2 separate regions of the Homo sapiens genome follow, and region 1 is linked to region 2. The links are chromatin contacts, found by Hi-C in ENCODE. All regions are on one chromosome and are shown on one strand. Each heading gives the region's core, a stretch centred on a gene start or an enhancer-like site at or near the end of the contact. The rest is flanking DNA. Distances are from core to core; before and after follow the strand shown.

The links. Hi-C counts contacts between places; a loop is a spot of excess contacts on that map. Pooled maps may share reads with other maps.
Region 1: a map of gastrocnemius medialis shows a loop between it and region 2 (5-fold over the local background). The contact joins the promoter of SLC25A18 here to the enhancer-like site in region 2. A Hi-C loop is called at or near these places in 1 of 168 maps with a recorded cell type or tissue (gastrocnemius medialis) and 1 of 50 pooled maps.

Annotation. Positions count from the first base shown.
Region 1 is chr22:17,561,754-17,567,632 of GRCh38, forward strand. It overlaps SLC25A18 (solute carrier family 25 member 18), which reads left to right and starts at 1,745. Exons shown (of 11, transcript NM_031481.3): 1 at 1,745-1,960. LOC105372850 (a long non-coding RNA gene) reads right to left here. Exons shown (of 3, transcript XR_001755420.2): 2 at 2,516-2,750; 3 at 1,944-2,360. RefSeq lists a silencer at 1,516-1,810.
Region 2 is chr22:17,469,291-17,474,777 of GRCh38, forward strand. All of the region lies in intron 1 of CECR2 (CECR2 histone acetyl-lysine reader), which reads left to right. Among named protein-coding and RNA genes, the nearest start is that of SLC25A18, 91 kb to the right of the region's middle. Within about 2 kb of position 2,986, at least 4 of the 41 ENCODE cell types and tissues checked have a DNase peak (open chromatin) inside an H3K27ac peak, as active enhancers do; they include gastrocnemius medialis, where a contact is called at or near this core.

The sequences.
Region 1 (5,879 bases), core at 495-2,994, 91 kb after region 2:
CATGTGCTGTGTCCACTCAGGGTTAAATGGATTAAGGGCGGTGCAAGATGTGCTTTGTTAAACAGACGCTTGAAGGCAGCATGCTCGTTAAGTGTCATCACCACTCCCTAATCTCAAGTACCCAGGGACACAAACACTGCGGAAGGCCGCAGGGTCCTCTGCCTAGGAAAACCAGAGACCTTTGTTCACTTGTTTATCTGCTGACCTTCCCTCCACTATTGTCCCATGACCCTGCCAAATCCCCCTCTGTGAGAAACACCCAAGAATTATCAATAAAAAAATAAATTAAAAAAAAAAAAAGAATAACAAGAAACATCTATTCTCTGTTTTCCATACCCTAAGCTTGGTTCTAAGCACCTTATGTTCATTGACTTATTAAATTCTCACAACATGAAAAAAAAAAAAAAAGATAGGCTTTAATTTTTCTTGAGACAGGGTTTCACTCTGTTGCCCAGGCTAGGTACAGTGGCATGGTCTCAGCTCACTGCAGCCTCAATCTCCCGGGCTCAAGCAGTCCTCTCACCACAGCCTCCCAAGCAGCTGGGACTACAGGGGCACCCCACCACACCCAGCTAATTTTTTGTCTCACGATGTTGCCCAGGCTGGTCTAGAACTGAGCTCAAGTGATCTGTCTGCCTCAGCCTCCCGAAGTGCTAGGAATTACAGGCGTGAGCCACTGTGCCCGGCCTTTATTTTTTATAAGGAACTTAGCCATTTAGAGTGCTTCCAGATTTATCTTCTTCGGGCCAAAACCAGCAACAAATATATGTACCAAAAGTTAGCATCTTCCACTGGTTAACTGTTTCAAAACAGTGCAGTAGGCAGTGTAAATGTGGCTCTATTTTTGGAACTGTTACTGTTTAACGCTTGTTAAGCATCCTGGGTAAATATATCTTACACAGATAATCCTACACAGTGAGCTTCTTAAAATAAGAGCATAAAAGCTACTCGGGCAAGATTTAGGGAGACAGGAAGCTATACATTGTTACTGTAGATTAGTCTCAAAAGTTCTGATCAACTTTCTATTTTGACATTTGGAGACATCCATAGGTGCTTCTCTTGTTAAAGATTAATGTCTCTTGTCTCTAAACCAATTCGTGTTACTGGAAGGAAAGGCAACGCAAGTTTTATAAATCAGCCCCTTTGTGGGCTCCATTTTGCTATACTCTATGTTCTCTGAGAGTGCTACCAACGGAATTGAGAAAATAACCATCCAGACGGGCTATTTGGGGGCTGATCTTTACCCTGGAATCTTCCTGGAAGGTGAACGGCCTATGTCATGCAGTTGTTATGCAAGAGGTATCATGGGACCTTTCCTTCTGGGCGCTCATGGAGCCGCGGCAGAGCCCTGGGTGACCCAGCAGCAGCTGCCTGCTGTGTGGCTGCCTTCACTGTCCTCCCCCACAACTGCTGTTGATTTCTCTGCATTGACCCTGCAGATGTTTCCCTGGCCTCGTGGTGTTCCTTTGGACTTTTAAGGGACCTCTGTGCATCTATTTTAGTCCCCTTTCTGCTAGCAATGCTCACTCCCCTAGTTTCCTTAAGCAGTTTTATAAAAAACCTTCAGTGAAAAATACTAGCCAAGAAGGCGAAGGCATCTGGAAAATCCCCAGATTTGGCTATTGTGTGCTGCAATGCCAGCCCCCTTCTACAGCCATGACATGCATATCAATGCAGGTGCCCTTGAGACTCCTGCAGGTTCGAGAAAGCATGACATGCTCCCAGAATCCTGGATTTGGACTTCATTCTGGACAGCATATGACAAGGACGAGGACCCCTATTCTAGCCAGTTAAAGCTGGACAGAATTTTTAAAAGCAATGAAGCCAGTTCCTTGGATATATCCACGGGCTTTGCTTTGAGAAGGAACTGAGTAGGCAGTGAGAAGAGTCGAGTGAAGCCTGGCCCGTGAGTGCCTCAACAACTGAGATGAACGTCGACTCGCTTGCAGGCAAGTTGTCAGTAAGTATTTATTAAATACCCACCGTGAGCCTTGTACTTTGCCTAGTTACTAAGAAACCAAAAGGGGGAAAAATAGCCTCATCTGCTCAGAGTTCATAATAAACCTGTATTGTGAATACAGAATACAGAAAAACTGGACTCTAGTGAGGTGCTAGAAAGAGTGTACTGCTTAGCTGAGATAGCAGATGAAGGAAAAATATTTTTGGTTCCTCCCTGCCATGCAATCGTACCGGGAGGGTGGAGTGTTGGTGTTCTCAGCCCATTTAATTTGGATGGAGCTGCGGGCTCATCAGTTTGGGGACTGGCTTCATCGCTTGTTCTGTCCAGCAGTCGCGTCTTCTCGGACTCCTTGTTCCAGCTTGAATTCCTCTTTTGCCCTGGCTCCACTCTAAGACGAAGACTGTGTAATTCAGAAAATGCAGCGCAAGTAATTATGTCCAGTGTGATGCTAAACATTTCCCAAAGGCAGCGTAGATCTGCAGAAACTGCAGCTTGGGAGAAGTGATGGTGTTCCTCTCCCCACCACCTCAGCCTGCCCTGATCATTCTCACTCACATGATCTATTGTGATGTTCTCACAATGTAGCCTGGCCATCATCTGGGAACTTGCTGGAAATGCAGATTTTGGCATCCCGCCTAAGACCTTAAACTGAAGAAGGGCCTAGCTCTCTCTTGTAACTAGCAACAGATGCAACCTGCATGGTTCTGATGCAAACTGACCTGGAAGAATGGCCCTGGCATTTACATTTTGGTCCTTAGATGCAGGTAATCTGAGCTGAACATCTTCAAACCTGAGGCATAGCATAGAAAAAAGAATACAAACAGTTTATATAAAGTAAAAAAAATTTTTAGAAAGGACTTAAGTTGGCTGGGGCGCGGTGGCTCACACCTGTAATCCCAGCACTTTGGGAGGCCAAGGCGGGCGGATCACGAGGTCAAGAGATGGAGACCATCCTGGCTAACGTGAAACCCCATCTATACTAAAAATACAAAAAATTAGCCAGGCGTGGTAGCAGGTGTGGTAGTCCCAGCTACTCGGGAGGCTGAGGCAGGAAACTCACTTGAACCTGGGAGATGGACGTTGTAGTGAGCCAAGATTGAGCCAGTGCACTCCAGCCTGGGGGACAGAGCAAGACTCTGTCTCCAAAAAAAAAAAATCAGGCCCAGGCAACATAATGAGGCCCCACCTCTACAAAAAAATAATTGTTTTAATTAGCCAGGTTGATGGTGTGCACCTGTGATCCCAGCTACTCAGGAGGGTGAGGTGGGTGGATCGCTTGAGCCCAGGAGCCCTCCCTCGGGATGCTCTTATTTCTGCCTGCAGCCTCATTTGTCACTCTGTGCAGACTCATTCTGTTTTTGTTTTGTTTTGTTTTGTTTTGTTTTTGAGACAGTCTTGCTCTGTCACCCAGGCTGGAGTACAGTGGCACAATCTCGGTTCACTGTAAACTCCGCCCCCCCGGGTTCACGCCATTCTCCTGCCTCAGCCTCCCGAGTAGCTGGGACTACAGGTGCCTGCCACTATACCCAGCTAATTTTTTGTATTTTTTAGTAGAGACGGGGTTTTGCCATGTTGGCCAGGATGGTCTCGATCTCCTGACCTCGTGATCCACCCACCTCGGGCTCCCAAAGTGCTGGGATTACAGGCGTGAGCCACCACGCCCTGCCAAATTTTCTATTTTTTAATAGAGATAGGGTCTTGCCAAGTTGAAGTGCAGTGGTATGATCATAGCTCACTGCAGCCTCCAACCCCAGGGCTCAAATGATCCTCCTTCCTCGACCTCCCAAGTAGCTAGAACTACAGACACACACCGCAGCGCCTGGCTAATTTTTTGTTTGGGGTTTTTTTGAGTAATTTTTTAAAAAAATTTTTGGACAGGTGTGTTGGCTCACGCCTGTAATACCAGCACTTTGGGAGGCCGAGGCAGGCAGATCACCTGAGGTGGGGAGTTCAAGACCAGCCTGACAAACATGGAGAAACCCCGTCTCTACTAAAAACACAAAATTAGCCGGGCATGATGGGGCATGCCTGTAATCCCAGCTTCTCCGGAGGCTGAGGCAGGAGAATCACTTGAACCCAGGAGGTAGAGGTTTCAGTGAGCCGAGATCGTGCCATTGCACTCCAGCCTGGGCAACAAGAGTGAAGCTCCGTCTCAAAAAATAAAGAGATGGGGTCTTGGATGTTTCCCAGGCTGGTCTCAAACTCCCAGGCTCTAGTGATCCTCCCACCTCAGCCTCCCAAAGCACAAGGATTACAGGCGTGAGCCACCGCACCTGGCCTCTGTGTTTACTTTTTTGAGGACCTGCCATACTGTCTTCCACCATGGCTGCCGTGTTTTACATTCTCACCAGCAAGGGTTCCAATTCTCTACATCCGCACCAATGCCGATCTCTATTTTTTTGAACCATGCTTGTGGGTGTGACACGGCACTGCACCGCTGTTTCTGGTGCCTGCTGTCACCCCCTCATCTGCAACTGCTACTTTAAGCTCATGTCAGCTGCCAAACTTCTCTTCCCTCCCCGTCTCCTTACCTACCCCCTGCTTCTAACACTCTCAGTGGGGGGATAATGTATCTTCCTCCTGCTGATGCGTGTTTCAAATCTGATACCTGCCTCTGGCGTGTTTAATCACCCACCAAGCCCTGTATAATCTTCACAGAAACCATTCACATCTCTTCCCTCCTGTGAGCAGGCTGTCATTTTCTTTTTTTTTTTTCCAACTGGAGCCTCGCTCTTGTTGCCCAAGCTGGAGTGCAATGGCGCAATCTCGGCTCACTACAACCTCCGCCTCACGGGTTCAAGCGGTTCTCCCGCTTAAGCCTTCCAAATAGCTGGGATTACAGGCATGTGCCACCATGCCCAGTTAATTTTGTATTTTTAGTAGAGACGGGGTTTCTCCACGTTGGTCAGGCTGGTCTCGAACTCCCAACCTCAGGTGATCCGCCCACCTCAGCCTCCCAAAGTGCTGGGATTACAGGCCCGAGCCACCGTGCCTGGCCCAGCCTGTCATTTTCTCTTTTGCCTAGCTTACTGTGTAATCTCCCTGACTTGTCCAAACCACTTGGCACTGCCAGAGACCTGAACTGTCCCGTCGGGTCCCTACTCCATAGCATCCTCTATCAGCTTTCCATTGCCCACCAGAAAAGGTGGGAAGAAAATTAGCATGGGCCGGCCGTGATGGCTCACACCTGTAATCTCAGCACTTTGATAGGCTGAGGCAGGCAGATGGCTTGAGGTCAGGAGTTGTACACCTGCCTAGGGCAACATGGCAAAACCGCGTCTCTACAAAGAAATAACAAAAATTAGCCAGGCATAGTGGCATGCCTGTAATCGCAGCTACTTGGGAGGCTGAGGTGAGAGGATGGCTTGAGCTCAGAAGGTCAAGGCTGCAGTGAGCCATGATCACGACACTGCGCTCCAGCCTGGGCGACAGAGCAAGACACTGTCTCAAAAATAATGTATATTTTACAAAGAATTAGCATGTGAATACCTTTTATGTGCCAGGCACTGTACTAAGTGCACTACATCTAGATATGAGTCCCATCTCATAGATGAACAGGCAACACAGACAACTTAAGTAACTTGTTTAAGGTCACACAGCTAGTAAGCAGTAAACTAAGATTCAAACTGTTTCAAAAGCAATCCTATTTTCAAGTCCACTCTACAGCCTCATTTCAGATTAATTACAATCCTGTTACATGGATGTCCCATTCCCCTTTTATGAAAAAAGCACTAAAGTAGCTTCCCTAAAGTGTATTACTTCATAATTTAGGAGCTGGAATCTGAACGTGCATCTGACTTCAAAGTATCCAGTGCTGATTCTTCACCTCTCCCAGATCCTTCGCCTGGCAGCAGGGCCCTGTTTCATCTAGACCCAACGTGGTTTAACAGCCTTTTGCCCCAAATTAGACAATTTGCCA
Region 2 (5,487 bases), core at 1,736-4,235:
AGTTTTCTAGTATTTGAATTTTGGGGGACACACTGAGACCAGCAGTACTTTTCATGGTCCTCACGTTTACCTGCCATTCAACACACACCACCCTTCTAATACTAGGAGTTGAGAATTAGAAGGGGAAGAATTAGTTTCGACGGGGTCATTTCTCCCAGGGCTGATAAAGTATTCTTGGCCCGCGACAGCGCGTCATCACTGTCTCTCCCCAAGCAGGGGGGATGATTACTGCCAGTTTTTATCTTGGGACCTCTTTCCCATGATGGACAGCATACAGCGCATCCTCTTTTGATGATAACATTGTTTTTTTTTTTTTTTTCCAGTAAGAATCCAGTTCTCTTTTCTTCATTATAATCCTACCCAGGCTGTTCCTAATTGTCCTACCTTTCCAGATTTCTTCTTGATTGGATTTCAAGCATATCTGGAAATCTTCATTCACACGTTCACCTTAGCATTTCTTCCTTGGCGGTGACCTGCATGTTGCTGGAGTCCTGTGCTGTTGCCCTCTTCTCTTGCATGCCTGCTGGCATTTCAGCTGGCCTTTCAGCTATTGCTGTCCTCATAGCAGCATGCCTCTGCCGTGGCGTCCATCACATTGCATGGAAAAGGTTACTGGTTTTTTGCCTGTCCTCCCTCCTAGATCTTTGCTATTTGAGGGCAGGGTCCTCTTTTTCTTCTTTGTGTCCCCAGCACATAACAGAGCCTGGCACATAGTATGCCTTCAGATGCCACAGCTGCCTTTCTGCTCGTGTGGCTTCCCACTATCACAGGTCCTAAGATGCTGAGCTGATTGAATTGATTCAATCACAGGAACCTACCACACTCAAAGACACACACACTGAAATTATATATAAAATTTTCTGTGGGCCAGGCATGGTGGCTCACGCATGTAATCCCAACACTTTGGGAGGCTGAGGCAGGCAGATCATTTGAGGTCAGGAGTTTGAAACCAGCCTGACCAACATGGTGAAACCCCATCTCTACTAAAAATAAAAAAAATAGCTGGGCATGGTGGTGCACGACTGTAGTCCCAGCTACTCGGGTGGCTGAAGCTGGAGAATTGCTTGAACTTAAGAGGTGGAGGTTGCAGAGACTCCGTCTCAAAAAAAAAAAAAAAAGAAAAAAAAATTCTGTCTATGCACATTTTCATTATTCTTACACAGGAGACCAGGACACAATCATGTAAGAGCAACCAGACCTAGAACATCGAAAGATGAAGTCCCACGTTAAACTTCTAGGACCTTATCTCTGGCATCACTCACCATCCCCCTACCTTTTATCTCCCCTATTTCTGTTTATCCGTTAAAGATACTATAATCTTTTCTTTTCCTGGACAGGATTAAAACTTAACTAAAATTTTCCTTGTCCGTTTTTCTCCACCTGCAGTTAGTTGCAAAACCCTTACTGACTGTGTGTCTGAAACTGTTCTTTCATAATTTCTTTCCATTTCCACTGTCATTTCTAGCACTGGCCCCGTCACCTCTTCCCAGACTAGACCAGGGTTCTTCTCACCCTCCAGTCTCTCTCCCTAACTAACAGTGTGTTCTGCAGACCACATCCAAATTAACCTTCCAAGTTTGATTATTCTTTCTTTTCTTTGTTCAAAAGTCTTTGGTGACTCCCCAGTACTTAACACAATTTCCAACTAATTCAGCAGTGATCTCCTAGTAGCAAGAGAATGATGACTCCAAACCTCAGAGGCCTGGAGCTGTATTCCAAAGCAGCTCTGAACATAAATTCTCTAATGACATCTCCCATTTTATCTGTAAGAGTCATGCAAGTATTTAAGGTAAAAATATCATCCCAAACAACAAGCAACAGCAATACAAAGTCAAAGTAAAACTCTAGGAACCTGTGCCATTTTTACCCTGTGGCTTTTTATATTCCAGCCACACACCGTGGAACCCAGGGAACACTCACATCCTAATTGGAAAATTGGGTCTAAGCGATGAAGTCCAGATGATTCCATCTGGTATCTGAGGCTGTCTGTGGTCAGCTGCGAACCTGCTTTTCCAGATTTTGTCTCTGGCCATGCTTGTCCAGTATACTAGTCACCTAGTATAATTGTTCTAGTCACCTAGGAAATTGTGTTAGGTACTGGAAGACACCAAAGACTTTTGAACAAAGAAAGGATAATCAAAATGGATTAAACAAACCTAGAGCATGTTGCATAGTTTCCAACTTTCGCAGTGCTCAGGAATTGTTAATATGAGTGTGGGGTTTTTTATTGTTGTTGTTGTTTGTTTGTTTGTTTGATTGTTTCTGAGACACTCTGGCTCTGTCGCCCAGGTTAGAATGCAGTGGGTGTGATCTCGGCTCACTGCAACCTCTGCCTCCCGGGTTCAGGCGATTCTCCTGCCTCAGCCTCCCCGGTAGTTGGGATTACAGGCACCCGCCACCACTCCTGGCTAATATTTGCATTTTAGTAGAGACAGGGTTTCACCATGTTGGCCAGGTGGGTCTCGAACTCCTGACCTCAGGTGATCCACCTGCCTCAGCCTCCCAAAGTGCTGGGATTACAGGTGTGAGCCACCACGCCTGGCCATATGGACATTTTTTATGGGAGAAGACTCATGGAACTTCTTCTTAGCCTTTTTTAACTTCTGGAGACAGTTTTAGTAATTCACACATTTTCAGAAAACCCTATTCTAGATTTACACATATATTGGTATAATTAGTATTTTCCAGTTAACCTAATATTTAGAGTTGTAGTCATATTTGAGGGGAGGAGCTATTTTGGTTTCCTTTCTGTGTTACTCAGCATCGAGCCAGTGACACAGCTGTTTGATGCAAGGCTGAGAGGAATGACATGGTTCCAGCAAAGCAGCAACACGGACCTGGCCAGCCTTTGGGGACTCCTGGGATCCATCTCTTGGCCAACTGAAAGTGTTATGTAGCTGGTTTCAGGTCCCTCACCATTATACCCACTTGAGCTGATTTATACTTTACAGTGTAAATTGGCATGGGGCATGCCTTTGGGATTAAATTAATTTATACCAAGTTAGAAAGCATCAGCTGTCAAAGTCAGGGGAGCCTTCTGGAGGCCAGTGTGCTTTTTTTCTTTCTGTATTCTGAGCCCACACTCCAGGCATTCTCTCTTGGATAGCAGCTGGGACAGTCCTTCAAGAGGCCTGCTTTGCATCTCCTTTGTGTCCTTGCGGTTCCGGGTCCTATACAGAAGATCTCTGTCCTTTGACAGAGATACTACGTAGTAGTTGGTCCCCGTGCAAATTAGGAAGATTTGTAACCCTCTTACATAAAATACAACAAACACGATTTTTTTTTCTTTAAACATTTTCCCCCTCCTTAAATACACTCAAAGGAATTACAGTGACCGAATGGCAGTAGTACAGATCTGTGATCTCGATCCTTAATCAGAAGTTGAAGAAAAGAGTTTCTCTTTACTACCTCTTTAGCAAAAGATTAATGAAAATTTATACAGGGATTAGAAACACATCAAACAAGAAAAGGTACCTGTAATGTTATTTAAGAAAAGTTGTGTTAAATGGGTTGGTAGGGTTACAATAAAGGCATTTAGCAATATCCTGCATATGTCACTTGACTGTCTCCAGTCTGGAAATTATCTTCGTGTATTAGGCAGGCAGGACTTGCCGAAGTGCAGAATGGTAAACTGCTTTTCTTAAGAGGTATGTAAAGGCCCTGTTTCTTCTGCTTGTTCCCGCTGCTGTGAGAGGTTGGGGCTAGTCCCCTTGCTCACTTCTGAGTTGTTTTCCCAGCAGCCACTGCACGGCTCGAAGGATTTGTCGTTGAGGGTGGAGAAGGTGGAAGGATGTTGAACAGACTTTTCCCTAATGAGCTGTGATGCCAGCTGCAAAGGCGGCAAATCCTGTTACTCCCTTCAGCTACTCTCTGAAGCTGCAGAGGGGCAGTGGTAACTGGTCTCCCTGCCCTATGCTGATTAGCTGCCTTTTCTGCTGTTTTTCCCCCCTTCCTCTTCTGTCCCAGAGCATCTTGGCAAAGTTCAGATTTCTGTGCTCACAGCTCAATGCTCACAGTGAAAAGGAAATACAAAAGAGGAGGAGAGAAAGTGAGAAGAAAAGAGAGAAAAGGTTGGGGTGGAGGTTTTTAGTAGAGTCCCTTATTGCCTTAGTCTAAGACTTAAGCTCTGGGTTGAAACCTTAAGTGGTAAAGCTTTGTAAGTAGTAACCTGGATTTCCAAATAGTTCTTGCAGATAGTTTTATTGGCACATGAACACAGCAGGCCATATATTAAAAGCATTTGAATTTCTATCGTTTAGAAACCTCCGAATTTTGAAAAGGACACTTCGCAGTTTTTCCACAAACTATCATTGTGAGGAAGATGAAATAATTGTAAGATAAATGTTTTCATGTGGCATTTACTGTGTGCCACTGCTTCATTTAATCATTACAACCCTTGAAAATAGACACTTTTAATGTGAAAAATAATTTATTGTAGTAAACACATTTTAAAGTGGTCAGTTCAGTAATATTAAGTAGATTCACATTGTTGTCAAAGAGATATCCAAAACTGTTTCGTCTTCCAAATGCCAGCCGCATATCTGAAACACCATACCCATTAAAATAATGGGGAAACATTTTAACTGATCAGCCAGCATTTTAACTGTTTGGCCATTTCTTTTGTTCTGCAGGATTAAAAATAGCTCTCCTGTTTCTTTCCTTGGCTGTTTTGATAGAACATTCTTCCTCTGTATTTCATCACAGGATGGTGAGACCAGGGCTTGTATTTACTGTGCCTTGGTTTATCCATTTGGTACTAACTGGGGGGGGTTTATAGTTACTAAAGGGAAAGAGAAAAGGCTTTACTCTCCAGGGGTTCGTCACCTATTCTTGGTTCTCATCTTTACTGATTCTGCATTTTAAGTTCTGCTGAGCTCCAGGGGTAAGTTCAGCAATGTCTTCATCACCTCACAAGTTAGCTTGGACCTGCAAATTTTTGGGTGGGTTTTCTGGGTGGCTTCTGACACAGTAAACATAATATCATAGAATTATATTTAAAAAGCAATTTTACATGTTGAACCCTGTTTTTAATGACTTCATGAGTTAGTTACTATATTCCAGGGATGGTGAAATGGGGAATATGGTAGGTAAGGGAGAAGAGTTGGAATATTTAATAAGTGACGCAGAGTTCCTCTCCCTATGTGTGTCCTTTGAGGGACCATTTAAGCCTATTCGATTCTCCTTGGAAGAGCTAGTCCAGCATCCCTGATATTCTACTTTCTATTGTGTTAGAAGAAAAGGCACTCCTGACATTATTGCTACAATGTAGAAAACTTGTCTTGCCTCCTTGGAGGATAGTATTCTAGCTAGAACCTAGGCAGCGCTGGTGAAAATGGCCATGATAAAGGCGGAAGCCAGAAGAGGATGTCTGTGTGCCGAAGGCGGAGATGGAGAAAAAGGTAATTAAATTTCTTGGAAACCACATAGTAAAAGTGATCCTCTAAGGAGATGCCACATGAACCATACGGCAAACTTTATGCAGTCACC